3 separate regions of the Mus musculus genome follow, and all the other regions are linked to region 1. Evidence: chromatin contacts called from ENCODE Hi-C or POLR2A ChIA-PET data. All regions are on one chromosome and are shown on one strand. The core of a region is the stretch at or near the end of the contact, and the rest is flanking DNA. Distances in the headings are between cores, read along the strand shown.

Region 1 (3,585 bases), core at 479-2,978:
CTAGGCTCTTCCTCCTCTTCCCTTCTCCCAGCTCCCTTTCTCTTAGTCCTCTGTTACTTCCAGGAAAGCTGTGATCCAGCTGCCAGCCTAGCATCCACAGCTGTTGGGTGTTACCCCCAGTCAACTTCCTGTCCTATCGGCCTCTCCTCTTTCCTGGCTCACACCTATTGGCCATGCCTGGCACTGCCCTTGGGAAAGCCTGTCACCAGTGTCTGGCCCAGCTGCTCAGGCACTGGGATGCTGCATCTTCAGGCAACTATGCACTTTGATGAGGAGAGAGTGAGAGAGATGGGGCCGGGCACAGATGGTTTGCTTGAGGGGTGGGAGGGCCTGGTGGATGCTGGGAGTCCTCCTGTCTGTCGCCAGCCAGTGACCTGCTTTTGCATTCTCCTGGTGCCCACTGCCCCTTGTTTCTGAGAGACACAAACTATCCCCTCATTGGCAGTTGACCTGCCCGAGCCAGTGTCTATCTGTGTAACTGGATGAATATAATAAAGGGATCATTTGACCCTGTATGTCCCTCTGTGTTACTTGTCTCCATGTGGGTCTCAATGAAGCCTTGATGTGGGATGTGAAGCAGGGTTGTGGAATTGAGTTGAGTGGATCTGTGATGCCAAAAACCATGTATTTTGTGATCCTTCCTCTGAAGCAGCCCTGAGTAGGCCATGAAGTAGTTGCCACAACTACCAGTTAGGAAATAGGAGTGGCCTGTAACACTGAGTGAGGCGCATGGCCTGACTGTGTCTGTGACTTAGGGTTTCCATTGCTGTGAAGAGACACCACGACCAAGGCAACTGTTATAAAAGGATAACATTTAACTGAGACTGGCTTGCAAGTTCAGAGGCTCAGTCCAGTATTGTCAAGGCGGGAAGTATGGCAGCATCCAAGCAGTCATGGTGCTACAGAAGCTGAGAGTTCTATAACTTATTCCAAAGGCAGTCAAGAGAAGACTGGCCTCAGGTGGCTAGGAAGATATATTTGCCCACCCCCACAGTGACACACTTCCTCCAACAAGGCCACACCCACTCCAACAAGGCCATACTTCCTAATTGTTCCTAATTCCCTGGGCTAAGCATATTCAAACCACCATAGCCCTTAGTGTTAGGACTAGAAGACTGGCCTTCCTTAGCTCCCATGGTGGGTCTCTTGAAGCTGATTGAGTGGGCTCAATGAACATGTAAGTTCTTGAAATTTCTGATTGCTGCAGGGTAATGACTACAACGATTCGAATGTGCCTAGGCTTTGCCAAAGATGTGCTCTCTAAGAATGTTGTCTAGATCCTCTGTGATGGTCATCTCTCAAGATTCCTCTCAAGTAGCAATGGGCACGGTAGCACACCCCTTTGATCCCAGCACTTATGAGGCAGAAGCTGGCAGAGTTCTAAGTTTCAGACATGCCAGTTATTGAAAGAGAGAGAGAAAGGAAAGAAAGAAAGAAAGAAAGAGAGAAAGAAAAGAAAAAGAAAGAAAAGGAAGGAAAGAAAAAGAAAAAGAAAGAAGGAAAGAAAGAGAAAGAGGGAGAGAGAGAGAAAGAAAGAAAGAAAAAAAAGAAAAAAAGAAAAAGATTGCTCAAAGTGAGCCTTTCAATGTCGCGGCTCCCCTGCCTAATGTGGCTTTAGCCTTGCACAGGGAGCCCCAATGACTACAACTCCCAGAAGCCACAGAAATAGACCACGACTCCCAGAAGGCCATGCGATCACTCGCTTTCTCTGGAGTCATTTAGAGCCGGAAAGGCGCCTAGATACCGCGATACTTGCGGGTATCCTGGAGCTGGTGAGCAGTGGAAGGGGCGGGAAAGCTGTGTCGGTGGTGCCGCCGGGTGGGGCGGTGGGAGAAGCTCCTCTGGTCGCTGTGGGTCCGCGTGAAGGTCCATGTGTAATGTGTCAGATGTGGGGCTATAGGTGTGACTCCAGTCTCAGAATTGGGGGCTATGCAGCTGCACCGGTGCCCGCAGATATCATGCTCTATCCTTAGTTTAAAAGACACCCACACTTGACGCTTACCTTTGAAAAACTGCAGCATAAGGTGCCCCCCTCCCAAAGATTTAGGACCGCCCCGAAATACAAACTTTTTTTTTTTTTTTTAAATTACGTTTATTTTGTAAGAGGGGTGGCTGTCACAGCGTGCGTGTTGAGGTCATAGGACGACCTGCAGGACTCAGTTCTACCCTGTAAGTCCCGCCCTCATTCAGGGCCTCAGACTTGTCTGCAAGCTACCTTGCTGAGCCAACGTGCCTCAAATTGTATTTTATAATCATAAACGAGAGAAAGGAGAACGCTGGCAGTATTTAGATGCTTAAACCCTAAACTTGCCGAGTGGCATTTCAAATTAGAGTTAGAGCAGTTTTTGTCAGAAAAAAAAATGTCACCGTCACCGACGTTTGGAATATTGGAAGCCAGAACTAGATAGTGGGCAGGAGAGATTCCCAGCTGCAGGAAGTGATGCGTGTTTGGGAGCTGGGGTCTTCTGCTTCTTTCTAGCAGCTGGGAACCAGCAAGGCTGTGATGTATCTTCCTGACACGTGTCCTCAAGAGGTGTACAGATGAAACTGCAGTAACTTTAGAGGCAAACATGCCTACTTCCGGTTTGAGACATCCATTGGAAAGCCAAACATTTTGGCTGCAACCAGCATTCCTTAGGTGCAGTGTGGTCACACTTTCTTGGCTACAGTCTTGCCCGTATCCTGTGGTCACATTTTCTTGGCTACATTCTTGCCCATTCTATTACTGGTAGGTATACATGGAAATTTTATACTTTGTCCTTGATTAAACTGAGAGAATTATAGTCTCACACAGAGGCCTCTTTCTCTGCTGTGTATGTGTTCTCTCTGTGTCTCTCTTAAATTTCTCTCTCCCTTCCCCTCCATTCTCCCCCTCGTTTTTTTCTCTTTCCCTCCCTCTCCTCCCTCCCTCTCCCTCTCAGGGTCTCACTGTGTAGCCCTAGCTACAGGACTTAGTATGTTCGAATCTCAACTCCTAGAAATCTGTTTGTTTCTGCATTCCAAGTGCTGGGATTAAAGGCATGTGCCACCAAACCCTACTTTTTCTTGAAATATACATAAGACTAAGTGTAAGTTCTGTGGTTATAATAAAGGTCAAGTAAAAATATGAAAAAAAATTGTTCCCTGCATATGCAGCTTAGAATATAAGACTGGTCTAGGTAGCCAGCGCATCAAGTGTATCCCTTGTATGTGTACCTCAGTCTATGAGGGTGGGAAGAAAAATTAATCTGAAGTCCAAGGATGGCCAAGAGTGACTCAAGCTCGACTCTGGAGGTTGAAAGGGAACATTGCACCATGTGATAAAATAAGCTTGTTTTTTGTTTTTTTCTTGGGAGGGTCAGTAGTGGTGGGAGAGAATCAGATATTATAATGTTCAGATATTATAATGCTGGACACTTCTGGACCAGCATGATAGGTCAGGGAATGCAAACATGTACAGCCTTATCTTGGTCTGAACCAGTGGGCTCTGTGGTTAAGATGGAGGGTGGTCTACCATCTTAACTGTCTGCCAGAGCTAAAGGAAGTGTGCAGGAAAATCCGTGCTCTGAAGCATCAGAAGGGGCGTTGTTAACCAGCTAGGAAGAA
Region 2 (3,585 bases), core at 730-3,229, 510 kb after region 1:
TACCGAGTCTTTAGGGTCCTTATATAGCAAGGGACAAGGTTTCTTGGGGGGGGGGAGATGCATCAGCCTCATGGGCTAGCCTGGCCCATGTGCATCCCAAGGAGCAGACCCAACTCTTGATCTAGTAAAGCAAAAGTTTTGCTTCACAACTGTTTCTCAGATTCTAGGGTTTGAGCTTTTTGTTTTTTTAAGTCAGGGTCTCACTTGTAGCTTTAGCTGTCCTAAATTTACTACATAGACAAAGCTGAGCTAAAATTTGCCTTTGTTTCCAAGGGCTTGGGTTACAGGGATGTACCATAACACCCAACTTTGTGACAACCCCCTCCCCCACCTTACATAGGCTCGAGGATAGCCTCAGATGTGTGATCTCTGCCTTCCAAGTGCTAAGACTGTTTGGCATGCTCAAGATCTTTCAATTTTTAATTTGAGACAGTCTTGCTATGTATCTTTGGCTGGCCCAGAACTCAGAGAGATTCACCTGCCTCTGTCTCCCAAATTCTGGGACTAAATGTGTCCACCACCACTCGTTTGTCTGTTTGTTTAAGAAAGGGACTGGAGTCCAGCCTCCAATTCATGACAGTGCTGTTTCAGCTCCCGGTTTGTTTGGTTAACTTTTGGTAAGATCTTGCTAGATGTGGCACAGGCTGGCCTGGCACTCACTCAGTCTCCCGTGTGTGTCATCACGACCAGCTGTTATCCTTCATAGGGAGTCAAAGTTTATGAGTTTTGGAGTCAGAGGTCTAGGAGTCATGACCCTCAAAACAGCCAAATGTCCCAACCTTCAGCAGCACTACTTTATACCAGTTAATCAGCAATAAGTAAGAACAATAGTAACCTGGAGGTAGGAAGCCCTAGCAAGATTGGGTAAATAAGGCTCTAGGGCTCCAAGAGGAAGAGGAGGTGTGTGTGTGTGCGTGCGTGTGTGTGTGTGTGTGTGTGTGTGTGTGTGTGTGTGTGTGTGTGACAGAGAGAGAAAAACAAAGAGAGACAGACAGAGACAAGACAGAGAGGCAGGGGTTTTCTATGTATCCCTAGCTTTCTGGAACTCATTTTGTAGACCAGGCTGGCCTCAAACTCATGAGATCTGCCTGTCTCTGTTAGTGCTGGGACTGAAGGAATGGGTGACCACGGCTTGGAAGGTTCTTGATATGTGTTCCACTTAGGCTGGGATCAGTGCCTTCCCAAGCATTTTGCACGACACTGGCCACACTAGGCTGGAACATCTTGCTTCTCTGTGAAGATACTTATGACCTTCCAGACGATAATCTTAGTTTCGGTTAATTTGTTGTTTGGAATATAAACTTAATGATGGGACAGACAGTGTGAATTAAAAACCACAGCAGCAATCCAGCTGTTATATTCGCTCCAGAGTTCAGCACAACTCCTGTCTTTAGTACACCTAGTTTTGCCTAATGTGGAGGGTCGAATCCTGGAAGCCTAAAGGCTATTTACCAGACCACTCCTCTCTCCTTGCTATTTGCTGCTGGCCTGGAAGGAAGATCTGGCTCCCGCGAAAGGACAAAGCAACCCAGAACCCGCCTGTGCCTAAACTTGCAACTTGTCACTGAAGAAGTTACATGGTCTTTGGCACCCCACCCCCACACTCTGGGAGCTGCGGAAGGCAGGAGGGCTCCTCTCCCTATCTTGCTTACAGCATCGGTTATCACCTGCGGGATACCAGGGTCACAATTTGCTGCCTACACCATCTGAGAACAACCCGGGAGCTGTGTTAGCCCCTAGACAGATCGAAGTACGCGTGGCGGGAAAGGAGGTTGGGAAAAGGGAGTCCGCAGCTCTGCTCCCCTGCAGCCGAGGCGGTTCTCCTAGCCTTTATAGCTCCCTCCTTGCCACTGCGCTCCGCAAACTTTCGGAGTTTTCCTGCACTTGCGTCACGGAAAAGGCAGATGGATGACCAAGTCCAGGAGGCGAAGCTCGAAGGCGGCTGGCGAGCTCCCCCACGCGGCGATCCAATCCGAGCGAGAAGCGGCTCTGGGCGCCGGCAACTGGGCTGCTGAAAGCTCGCAGCTCCCCGACTCCCGGGTCCATTTCCTGGATCCCGGCCACCGGGACTGAACCGGAGAGAGGGAGGGCGCCCGCCAGAAGGAAAGTGAGCGGAAGGCCGGCGGTGGCACCCTGGCCGCGGGAGGGCGGAGCTGTGCGGTCCCTGACCGGCCAGGACGCACGGAAGTGCGGTAGAGTTTGTTGAATTCCGTAGCCTGCTTTCCCTCCCTCATACCTCCCTCCCTCTCTCTCCACCCCTCACCTCCCCTACTGCTTTAGCCTCCTTCCTCGGAACGCCATCTCCTGGACTCCTCCCCCCTTCTCTTTTCTTTCTTTCTTTTTCTTTTTTCTTTTTCTTTTTAGTTTTTTGAAGGGAGGGTGAATGTTTGTTTTGGACTTGGCTTCCTGCTGGCAGCGCTGAAGGGCTGCGAGTGAGGGGCAAAGAGGCAAGAAGCTGGGGCTCAGCTAGTCCCTCTCGGGTCGGATCCAGAGGGCATCGCGGAGAACGAACCTACGGACGGACTGACAAACACCCGACTACGCCATCTGTTCGACAGAGCTCTATCTACTGACTGCTGTTGAGTGTTCCGGGGCACATCAGGGGCGGGGGGTGGTGATGGTGGAGGTTTCTCCTAGCGTTACTTCTGGACAGGGGTTCTGAGACTCTGATCCGGGTCAGCTTCATACTCTGAAACTGCCGAGGAATTAGGCAAACAAAAGAGGCACTGAGTGAAAGAGGCCAGAAGTTCTTTGCGCTGCTTGTCGCGCCCCCCCTTGTTATCTGGGGGCGGGGGCTGGCCATTTGCAGGGCGGGAAGAGGGCACCAGAGCTAGCGAGACGGGGTCGCACCCCCTGGGTCGAGTAGTTTTCAGCCGGTTGTGCAAGCTTTGGCCCTTGTTTTCCTGGCCTGGCTCTTTTGGAGGCCGGACACATCCACCCTTGGAATTGGTTCAGGACTCTGCTGTTATTCTCTTTGCCCCTCTTGAATTTTCTGGATTCTTGAAGACGCGGTGGCCCGGGAGGAGAGAGGAAGGAGGAAGGAGCAGATCTCCAGAAGAATGTGAGAGCCTCCCAAAGCCGGAGCCAGTAAGAACGGAGAGCCAGAGGAGGCAGAACCTTGCCTGCGTTCCTGGGACCGTGGTCTGAGGGTAAATCTCTTCTGTTGTACAACACTGTTTTAGTGGAAAGTGTGTGTCTCGTTCTGGTTCTAGCAGAGCTGCTTTCTTCAAGTCATTTGACTTTTCTGCTTGGTGTGTGAGGAGGGAGAGACCCGCTCCTTTCCAGGGGCTGCCAAGGGAGAGGAGAAAGACTGTGGCCATGACCAACCCCTCCCTGCTTACAGGCAGATACCCCAAGGCAGTTTCTGGACCATGGACACTTCTTTGACCAAAAGGCAGCTAGACAGCATCTGTGCATGCTGAGGCCCTGCCCAAAGGACTTGGTAGGGCTTACTAGACTTTGAGCTGCAAGTACATTTTTTTTTTTTTTTTTGGACACCCTGTTGAACATCCTGAATCTGGGCAAGGCATTTTCCTTCCAGTCTTGACCTAACAGATAGCTGAGCCATGGCACTGAAAGGCCGAG
Region 3 (3,585 bases), core at 382-2,881, 360 kb after region 1:
CTATGCTACACATAGGTTTCATACAGTTCAACCTACTTAGTATCTAAAAAGAGCAACATGAAGCTTTAAGGACTAGAAGTTACATAAAACCAAAAGAGAACACAAAATTCTAAGTTACCTTTGTGAAACTAAGCTTATGTAACAAAACCTTCTGTAGGTGAAATCAGTCAAGAAATCAGAGTATTTTACTTAAAGAGAGTTAAATCTTTGACTTAAAAAAAAAAAATTTAGCCTTGGGGTATAGCCTAGCGGTGAAGCAATGCTTATGTGCCCTAAACTCACTCCATCACTTACAATCATAAATTCAATACTTTCTCTAGAAATAAAATCTCAGATTTGTTAGGAGCTCAAATGGTAAACTGAGTTTAAAGTCCTAAGCTACCAAAAATGGTAGCAATTTTTAGGTATCAACCCGTAAAGGCGCAGTAGCTGAACATCAAGGGAACTCCAGGGAAGGTTGGCGCCCTCCACAATTCCAGTCCCTGATCACTCTGCCCCTCCCCCACCGGCCACTGTCGGGGAAGCAAGGGCACAGCACCAGCCGCACCCCACCGCAGACACTCCAGAGAGGACGCTGAGTATCTCGTCCCAATAATTACAACGAAGAGGAGCAGCTGACCACGCTTCTACTCTCCCTAGCTGTTAAGGCGCCATCCATGGTGTGTGAAGCAAAGTAGAAGACTACAGCTACGGGCCACGATGCCCCAAGCAGAATGGATGAAGAAGCCACAGCATAAAGTCCGGACACCTCCACCGTTCCCAGTCTACAAGGGGCCCTCCCACCCACGGGGATGCTGGGAGGAGCAGACACGGAGCCCTGACCCCCTGCCAGACGCCACAGCGGGCTTTCCCCAGCTCCTCTTCACTGCTAAGGAGGCGGAAATCCCGGAGGGGGCGGGGCGGGAGGGGCGTGGCATCACAGCCCCGGACGCGCCTTCCGGCCAACCGGATCCCGCTAAGGCGGGGGAACACAGGCTTCACGCCCCCTCGCCACCGCGCCCTGAAAGCCACACGCCGGGACCCTCTTCCCGTCCCGCACGCCCCGCGGACCCAAAGCAGTTCAGCCAGTGGTCCCGCCCATAAGGGAGAAGGGGCGGGGTCACAGCCGCGGGCCTTTAGCGCGAGCCCGTCCCGCCCCTTTCTCCACCACCGCACGCGCGCCGGCCCCGCCTCTGATCGGCGGGACTAGGACCCGCCCCTCCGTGCGCACCGGGACTACGCTCTCCTCCCCCTCCCGCACTGAGTGCGGCTCCGCTCCGCCCCCCACAGCCACGCACGGGAAGCCGAGGTCAGCCCCCCCGAAAAACACACGCCCTCCAGTCCCGGGTTACCCGCCACCCAGCTGCTGGGCGGACCGCGGTGCGGCGTGCTCTCACCGCAAAAGCTCCAGCCACTCAGCCTGTGCGTCGCTCCCGGCGTGAGCCTCGCACCCAGCACGGAGGCCCCGGAACGGCGCGGGCACAGGCCCGCAAGAGCGGACTGGCAACCTCCTTTGCGCCCACGAAGCGGTCACAGGCCTGGGTGCCCAGACTGGGAAGGAGGGAGGGAGGGAGGGAAACTCTAAGGGGGGAAGGGGAGGGGGGAAGATGGAGAAACCGTCTCTGCCGCCTCTACCGCCGCGGCCGCTTCTCTGTTACCCGGGAAATCCCGCCCACTCTCCCGGCCCGCCCCGCCGAGGGAAGGCTTAACCTCGCTCCGCCACGGGATATATTACCCATCCGTCAATGGTTTAGCCAATCACTATGCCGCAAAGACCTACTCCCGCCCTCTTCCCTCGCTGGGAGGGGAGAGCGAGCCGCTCACCTTCTCCACGCCCCTATTGGCGGGGAGAGTCCCTAACTCAACCCCGCCTATTGGAGACTGATTGCCGAATCCCTCCTCCGGGCTCTAATACTATTGGAGGAAGAGGAGTACCTCTTCACATCTCATTGGAGAGTCTCACATATCCCTCCCCATACCGCCCCAGCCACAGGCCTAACAAATCGGCTCCCGCCTCCGCCGGTCCCTGCATTGGAAGACTACCTTTGCTTCTCTCATAGCCCCAGGAAGGTAAGTAACCAATGTGGGGTAAAAATGTCCTTAAGTGAGGCCGACTCCACCCACTACACGGCTGGGCCAGGCCCCGCCCCCAATGATCTGATTGGACTATCTTGGCGCCGGTAGGAGCCGCCATTGGACACGGCGCCGGTCCAGGAAGGAGACCATTCCGCCCTGCGCGAGGATGCTGAACCTTAGCAGTCCTTTTGTGGAATGTTTACACTGGAGACTGAACCTCAGCGTTCCAAGGCCGGGATCGGAGATGGCGGGGAGCTCAGCGGCCGAAACCCGAGGCTTTGAGATTTGAAAAGGAAAAGGCAGTAGTATTACCCGCCGTGGAGAATTAACCAAAACAATGACAGAAAGCCTTGTCCTTCCTACCCACTTATTTTTACACTTTCACGGTCTTCTAAACACAGCCATCTGGAGCACTCAGCAGCTACTTTCAGCAAGCCGACTCCAAAATTAAGGTCTGGAGCTCTAATCTGATCCAAAAGCCCAGATATTACTAGCTGGTCACTAGGGCTGACTGAATACTGTGACACTGGGACAACCAGAATCTGCAGCCCTCAGGGGGCGGAGATAACCCAGCGGAGGCCTTTAAATGTCACCGCCTGGGCAAGCCTCCGGAAGGCGGAGCATGAAGGGAAAATGTATACTCTATTGGTCGGGTAGATCCAGGGACATTTTAAACTGGAGGAAGAGAGGCTGAAAACCTCACACAGACCACTGCATAAATAAACCTTGAGTGTGCACTTACGTTCACAGAAGGAGTAAAAATTCCAGATTGTGTGAAGGATATGGTCTTAAGAATGACTGTTCAAGGGGAAGGGCTGTAATCGCAACCATTCGCGAAAGGGCAGGAATAGTCTGAATTTAGGAACCCTAAGGCCAGCCCTTCAAAAAAAAGGGGGGTGGGCATTCCTCCTTAGCAGAGTGAGTTAATGGCGGTCTCTAAGCCTTCTGGGTAAGTAACAATGCCTGAACACAAAAAGTGCTTTGAAATACCTAGTTCTTGGGCTGGTGAGATGGCTCAGCGGCTAAGAACGCCGTCTGCTCTTCCAAAGGTCCTGAGTTCAAATCCCAGCAACCACATGGTGGCTCACAACCATCCGTAATGGAATCTGATGCTCTCTTCTGGAGTGTCTGAAGACAACTACAGTGTACTTACATATAATACATTAATTAATTAATAATAATAATAATAATAAAGACCTAGTTCTTTTATTTATTCACTAGTAAGGCGTGGGCCCGATGCCGACCTTGCTTTGGGGAGGCTTTCGCTGTGCCATGAGAGGTTAGGTGGGATTAGTCTTACCGCATTCTAGAGCAAAAGGGGGAGAGGGAACCTCCCTAGAGTCGAGTGTCCCCAGGAGATACGACACCGGGGAACCGTTTCGTAAATCCAATACTGTCCTCCTGTAAATCCTGCGGAGACTGCCATAAACAAGTGTTGGCAACAGGTGGGTCTAACTCCTAGGATGGCTTCACGGCGTGAGGCCATAGTAAAGAGTTGTGAACTCCAAGAGTGGCCGACAGGTGGGAGCA

Evidence for each region. Hi-C counts contacts between places; a loop is a spot of excess contacts on that map. ChIA-PET counts read pairs that join two places held with the same protein, here RNA polymerase II (POLR2A).
Region 2: a loop to region 1 is called in a map of v-Abl transformed pro-B cells, with 1.8 times the contacts of the local background. The contact joins the promoter of Snx33 here to the promoter of Ppcdc in region 1. A Hi-C loop is called at or near these places in 1 of 37 maps with a recorded cell type or tissue (v-Abl transformed pro-B cells). POLR2A ChIA-PET finds 5 or more read pairs at or near these places in 1 of 5 experiments (Patski).
Region 3: a map of left cerebral cortex shows a loop between it and region 1 (4-fold over the local background). The contact joins the promoter of Sin3a here to the promoter of Ppcdc in region 1. A Hi-C loop is called at or near these places in 4 of 37 maps with a recorded cell type or tissue (heart and left cerebral cortex). POLR2A ChIA-PET finds 5 or more read pairs at or near these places in 2 of 5 experiments (Patski and embryonic stem cell).

The regions. Positions count from the first base shown.
Region 1 is chr9:57,438,257-57,441,841 of GRCm38, reverse strand. Ppcdc (phosphopantothenoylcysteine decarboxylase) reads left to right here and starts at 1,728. Exons shown (of 7, transcript NM_176831.5): 1 at 1,728-1,772. Scamp5 (secretory carrier membrane protein 5) reads left to right here. Exons shown (of 7, transcript NM_020270.3): 7 at 1-515.
Region 2 is chr9:56,926,765-56,930,349 of GRCm38, reverse strand. It overlaps Snx33 (sorting nexin 33), which reads left to right and starts at 1,979. Exons shown (of 2, transcript NM_175483.5): 1 at 1,979-3,585. The coding sequence starts at 3,567.
Region 3 is chr9:57,074,422-57,078,006 of GRCm38, reverse strand. Sin3a (transcriptional regulator, SIN3A (yeast)) reads right to left here and starts at 1,631. Exons shown (of 22, transcript NM_011378.2): 1 at 1,377-1,631. It overlaps 2700012I20Rik (RIKEN cDNA 2700012I20 gene), which reads left to right and starts at 1,958. Exons shown (of 2, transcript NR_152107.1): 1 at 1,958-2,049; 2 at 2,164-2,804.